2 separate regions of the Homo sapiens genome follow, and region 1 is linked to region 2. The links are chromatin contacts, found by Hi-C or POLR2A ChIA-PET in ENCODE. All regions are on one chromosome and are shown on one strand. The core of a region is the stretch at or near the end of the contact, and the rest is flanking DNA. Distances in the headings are between cores, read along the strand shown. Region 1 overlaps STX8 (syntaxin 8). Region 2 overlaps NTN1 (netrin 1).

Evidence for each region. Hi-C counts contacts between places; a loop is a spot of excess contacts on that map. ChIA-PET counts read pairs that join two places held with the same protein, here RNA polymerase II (POLR2A). Pooled maps may share reads with other maps.
Region 1: a pooled map shows a loop between it and region 2 (2.1-fold over the local background). The contact joins two enhancer-like sites. A Hi-C loop is called at or near these places in 1 of 168 maps with a recorded cell type or tissue (esophagus muscularis mucosa) and 3 of 50 pooled maps. POLR2A ChIA-PET finds 5 or more read pairs at or near these places in 4 of 52 experiments (GM10248, activated naive CD8-positive, alpha-beta T cell, common myeloid progenitor, CD34-positive and 1 more).

The regions. Positions count from the first base shown.
Region 1 is chr17:9,355,230-9,357,929 of GRCh38, forward strand. All of the region lies in intron 7 of STX8 (syntaxin 8), which reads right to left. Among named protein-coding and RNA genes, the nearest start is that of STX8, 220 kb to the right of the region's middle. Within about 2 kb of position 1,347, at least 3 of the 41 ENCODE cell types and tissues checked have a DNase peak (open chromatin) inside an H3K27ac peak, as active enhancers do.
Region 2 is chr17:9,239,067-9,242,015 of GRCh38, forward strand. It overlaps NTN1 (netrin 1), which reads left to right. Exons shown (of 7, transcript NM_004822.3): 7 at 574-2,949. The coding sequence ends at 902. Among named protein-coding and RNA genes, the nearest start is that of NTN1, 220 kb to the left of the region's middle. RefSeq lists a silencer at 917-1,366. Within about 2 kb of position 1,330, at least 27 of the 41 ENCODE cell types and tissues checked have a DNase peak (open chromatin) inside an H3K27ac peak, as active enhancers do.

The DNA of each region.
Region 1 (2,700 bases), core at 97-2,596, 120 kb after region 2:
GTTGACTGTTGTTTTCTCATTGTGGCATTCCTACTCTTTCGATCTTGGATGGATCCTCTAATTTTGATATCTTCCTGTGTCTTTTGGTTCTACTTTGTGGAACTTTTTTTTTTTTTTTTTTTTGAGACATGGTCTCACCCTGTCACCCAGGCTGGAATGCAGTGGCACAATCACAGCTCACTGCAGCCTTGACCTCCTGGGCTCAAGCAATCTCCTCTCGCCTGTCTCCTGAATAGCTGGGACTACAGGCATGCACCACCACACCTAGCAATTTTTTTTTTTTTTTTTTTTGAGACGGAGTCTCATTCTGTCGCCCAGGCTGGAGTGCAATGGCGCAATCTCGGCTCACTGCAACCTCCGCCTCCCGAGTTCAAGCGATTCTCCTGCCTCAGCCTCTCGCCTCCCGAGTAGCTGGGATTACAGGCGCGCTCCACCACTCCTGGCTAATTTTTGTATTTTTAGTAGAGATGGGATTTCACCATGTTGGTCAGGCTGGTCTCGAACTTCTGACCTCGTGATCTGCCCGCCTCAGCCTCCCAAAGTGCTGGGATTACAGGCGTGAGCCACTGCACCCGGCCACCTAGCTAATTTTTAAAAACTTTTGTAGAGACAGGGTCTCGCTATTTTGACTAGGCTGGTCTTGAACTCCTGGGGTCTAGCAATCCGCTCACTTCAGCCCTCCAAAGTGCTGGGATTACAGGCAAAAGCCACCAGGCCCAGCCCATCTCTTCAACTTTGAAACTGCCAGGAGTGACCACTGATCCTTCCCATTCATTGCTTTTTTTCACAGACCACCTCTCAGTTCCTTCTTTTACAGAGAGAAAGAAAGGAAGTAGCTGAGGGATGTAAGCCAACTTAACTAGAAGACATTAAGTTCAGTTGTTCTACATTTGTTCACATCTAAAATTACTTAATATGTAGGTGGTAGGTCCATTTGTCAAGCAGTAGAAATAGCATCGTTCCTTCCAGTAGCTCAGTGTGACAATACTGTTTCTTCTATTAAAACAATGTCTGCATTTTGGGGTTTGCAGAAATTCACTGTTTGGCATGACTTTAAGAATAGCTCTAACCAAATGGTCCATGAGAATACATAAAAACCTTTTTCAGTTCAACAGGTCCACGAAGAACCCAATAATTCTGAAAGAAACATCGAAGGCTGGAAAAACATGTCAGATGATTGTCAGGAGAATATATGTTGCACATCTCAGTGGTGCCCATGTAAGCTGCCTATATGCCAGGTATGACCTGGTGTCTGCCAGCTCCACACCTGCCCTTCTCTGCTCAGTCATGCTGGGGCTTGGAGTCTGTGAACTACCCTTCCCAGGCTCCCCTGCCAGCTGGCTTCCTGTTATGTTCTGCCAAAATAAGGCACTGTCAGGAGTTCAGAAAGCAAGAAGAGGGGTGAGGCTGTTCCTCTTCCTCTCTTTCCCCATCTGCTTCTGGCAGCATCTCTGCAAGTGTCTGTATTCTAACAGTGTTCCCCATGGCAGTGGCAGCCTCTCTTTGGCAGTCCCAGAACGAGCAAGGCAGGCCTGCTTCTGCTGCAGCCCAGGGGCCAGGTCCTAGGCATCTCTAGCACTGGCTGAGCGGCAATCCCAGGAGTACTGTGGTGTGCAGCAGCGCATTTGCATCTTTGCTCTCCTAGGCTTAAGGGTGGCAGCTGCTTCACACAAGGACTAATTTCTGGATTACTGCACCTTCCCCTTTTCATTCTCTCCATCCTTTTAACAGTTTTTTTTTTTTTTTTTTTTTTTTTTAGGCAAAGTCTTGCTCTGTCACCCCGGCTGAAGTGCAGTGGCATGATCTCAACTCACTGCAACCTCCGCCTCCCAGGTTCAAGCAATTCTCCTGCCTCAGCCTCCTGAGTAGCTGGGATTACAGGCATGTGCCACCATGCCTGGCTAATTTTTGTATTTTTAGAGACGGGGTTTCGCCATGTTGGCCAGGCTGGCGGTCTCAAACTCCTGATCTCAGGTGATCTGCCTGCCTTGGCCTCCCCAAATGTTGGGATTATAGGCGTGAGCCACTGCGCCCGGCCCTTCTAACAGTATTCTAACAAGTTGTTTGCATTCTGTCTCCTCTGAGTGAAATACCTAGTATGGTTATTCTTTTTCCTGATTGGCTCCCAACTGACGGAACCTCTCTGAGGGATTTAAAAAATAAGAAGAAAAAAAGACTGGCCAGGCACGGTGGCTCACGCCTGTAATCCCAGCACTTTGGGAGGCCAAGGCAAGGTGGATCACCTGAGCTCAGGAGTTTGAGAACAGCCTAGCCTGTGGTTTTGTAGAAAACTCCATCTCTACAAAAAATACAAAAAGTAGCTGAGTATGGTGGTGTGCACCTGTAGTCCCAGCTACTTAGGGGGCTGAAGCCAGAGGATCTCTTGTGCCCAGGAGGTTGAGGCTGCAGGGAGCTGTGATCATGTCATTTCATTCCAGCTGGACAACAGAGTGAGACTCTGTCTCAAAAAAATAAAATAAAATAAAATATAAAAAATTAAAATTTTTAAATACTCCAGAAGTCTTAATTTTCAGAAAGAGTGAAGGGCGCAATGCCTCATCTATGGTTATGATTGCAAAAGTACAAACTGATTTCAATTGTTTTATTGACAAAGTCATACATCTCTAGAAGATGACAGTTTCTCTAATGTGAAGTCCCAAATTCAAGAGGATTTCCATTAGTTTCCAGAATAAGTAGCTA
Region 2 (2,949 bases), core at 80-2,579:
AAGCGGCAGTCCAAGGTTCCCGGGGCTCTGGAAAAGGCACTACGGCCACCCCAAAGGGTGGGTTCTCATCTTCTGTCCCTGAGCATTGAGGACCCATTATGGTTTTCTGAGGCTGGTTGGAGGGCCAGGCTGTGTGTGGAGTGTCATGAGGGCTGGTGTAAAGTGACTTGGGCCTTTGGAGAAGCGCACCCCTGAGGAACCTCCCTCTCCCCGCCAGCACTGCTCTCACCCGAGCGCCTGCCCTGGGCAGACAGCTTGCCCAGAGTGCTGGGGGCGTGGTCAGCACCTGTAGGCTTCCTGGACAAAGTGGGCCTTGACAAGGCCAGGAGATGGCTTGTCCCGACGGCAGTGCTGGGTGGCACCCTCACAGCGTGGGAGGCAAGGCTTCTTGGCCCTGTTGTTAGCAGGTGGGGGTCTACGATCAGCTTGCCACCACCCACGCGCTCCTGTATGGGCCACTCTGTGCAGTCACTTCCTGGGGCTGGGTCTCCTTTCCCTTCTCCCCAGGCTCAGGCAGGGCGGACCTAGCCACAGCAGCTGGGAGCCCACCCGTCTGCCTGTGCTTCCTTGCAGCCGTCCAGATCCACATCCTGAAGGCGGACAAGGCGGGGGACTGGTGGAAGTTCACGGTGAACATCATCTCCGTGTATAAGCAGGGCACGAGCCGCATCCGCCGCGGTGACCAGAGCCTGTGGATCCGCTCGCGGGACATCGCCTGCAAGTGTCCCAAAATCAAGCCCCTCAAGAAGTACCTGCTGCTGGGCAACGCGGAGGACTCTCCGGACCAGAGCGGCATCGTGGCCGATAAAAGCAGCCTGGTGATCCAGTGGCGGGACACGTGGGCGCGGCGGCTGCGCAAGTTCCAGCAGCGTGAGAAGAAGGGCAAGTGCAAGAAGGCCTAGCGCCGAGGCAGCGGGCGGGCGGGCGGGCGGGCGCCAGGGCGGGGCCGAGCGAGAGCGGGCGCCTTGGCCCGGCCGCCGCGGACTTGGCCCGCGAGGGCTTTCCCAGGTGGGGGGAGGGAGGGGGCGGGGCCGCACGGCGCGGGGGGCGGGACCCTCGGCGGCCCCTCCCCCTACCCCCACCCTGCGCGCTCTGGGCGGGAGCCGCGTGCACGCGGGGCGGGGTGCGCCGCCGGCCGGGCCCTGGAGAAATGACGAGACGTAGCTACCTCACGGGGCTCCTTCCAGAGCAGAGACGCGCTTCCCTGGGCCTGGGCGCGGCCGCCGTGGAGGGGCTGGGGGCAGCCTGCCCTGGGGCCCGGGGGCGGGCGCAGAATCGCACAACTGGGGCCCCAGGCGCGGGGCGTGGATGGCGCGGAGACGTGGACGGGAGGAGAACTGTGAATTCTCAAGCCCGTAGTGTGGGCGGGGCGCGGAGCACCCACCAAACCACCACCCGACACGCAGCCGACGGGATCCCCCCCTTTCTCCCCGGCCCCTTCTAGCAGTTCCCCGCGGGCCACCTGGCTGTCACAGCCTGGACTCCTCCATCTGAAGGGGCCTGGCAGCATTTGGGGAGTGGACAGCTCCTGTCCAGCCAGCATGCCCCAGGCGGCCTCTGTCTCCACTGCTACCTGCTGAGTGGGTCCTACTGGGTGGGGGCTTGGGGTCGGTGAGTGGTTCACCTGTGGAGAGAGGAGAGGAAGCCCCTGCTGCTGCCTGTCTCTGCCCCTGCCCCTGCCCCTGCCCAGCGTGGGGCTGGCCCATCCGGAAGGCAGTGGGCCCAGGGACACCCCTGAGAAGCCCAAGCCGGGTGGTCACCGCCTCATGCTGGAGCTGCCTGTTGGAGGAGGCATCGCAAACGCAAAACCTCCCAGAGAGTTTCCTTTTGGAAACTTGGAACCAGCCCTTTTTATGACGTTTTCCAGGGGGAGGGGGAGGGGCACTGGCTGGGTTTACGGCAGTGACACTATTTATGTAAATGACATCAGCTCCCGCAAGGCCCCTCAGCAATGTCAACAGCTGGAAAGGGCCTGAACGGGCTTGGAGTCTGCAGGCTGCGAAGGCACTTGGGCCTGGCTTGGGGCCGGGGGCTTGTTTGAGCTGGGATGGGGTTTGCTGGCTCAGTGAAGTACCAGAGTGCCTGAGCCATGGGTGGGCAGGGGCACAGGAATGACCAGGTTCCTGGGGGCCAAGGAGGCCATGCTGGCTTCTCCAAGGGAAGGCACAGAGGCTGCCGGCCTGCCCCCTACAGCTGTCTTGGGTCTGGCCTGGGCCACACCTTGACCGTGCCTTTCCAGACGGTCTTTGTGGAGTCTGCCCGTGCCCTCCACTGTGCCCCAGCCCTCCTTCCAAAATCTCCTAGAGACACGGTCCTCAAGCAGGCAGCCCCTTTTGTTCTGACCTCCTCACACAGGGTCCATTCCTGTGCCCTGGGGCCTCCTGGCTCCCTGCCTTCCTGGGCTCTCTGCACTGCCCGGGCCTCTGGCCCACATCCTCACACCCGGCGCACTGAATTAAGAGGCCTGGCTCCCCTCACAGTCAGGAAATTGGTTTCACTTTCCCGGCCAGAGTTTGGCTGCTCAAAAGGGTCATACCAAGTATGAAGCTCGGCCCCCGGTGGTCTGGCTTCCCTCCGCCTTCCCCACATTTACCCGCATCACGGCTGCCATTTATTGAGCACCTGCTGTGTGCCAGGCACTTTACCCACATGCTCCCAGTGTGTACTCATGACAACCCTGTGGGACAGGGACTCATTATCACCAGCAAGGAGACTGGAGTACACGTGCCCAAGGTCATGCTGCAAATTGGTGGCAGGACTGGGGCTCAAACTCCAGAGCCCGACTTTCTGACCAGGGGCCACGCTGGCCCTCACTGCACTCCAGCTCTGCAGCCTACCCGCCCAATCCCTGTGCAGGCTGGGAGGGTGCTCTTGGGGGAGTGGCCACCGAGCCCCTGGCCCTGGTTACTGCCTCTTGAGGACACTGGCATCTGGGCTGGAGAACAGGAG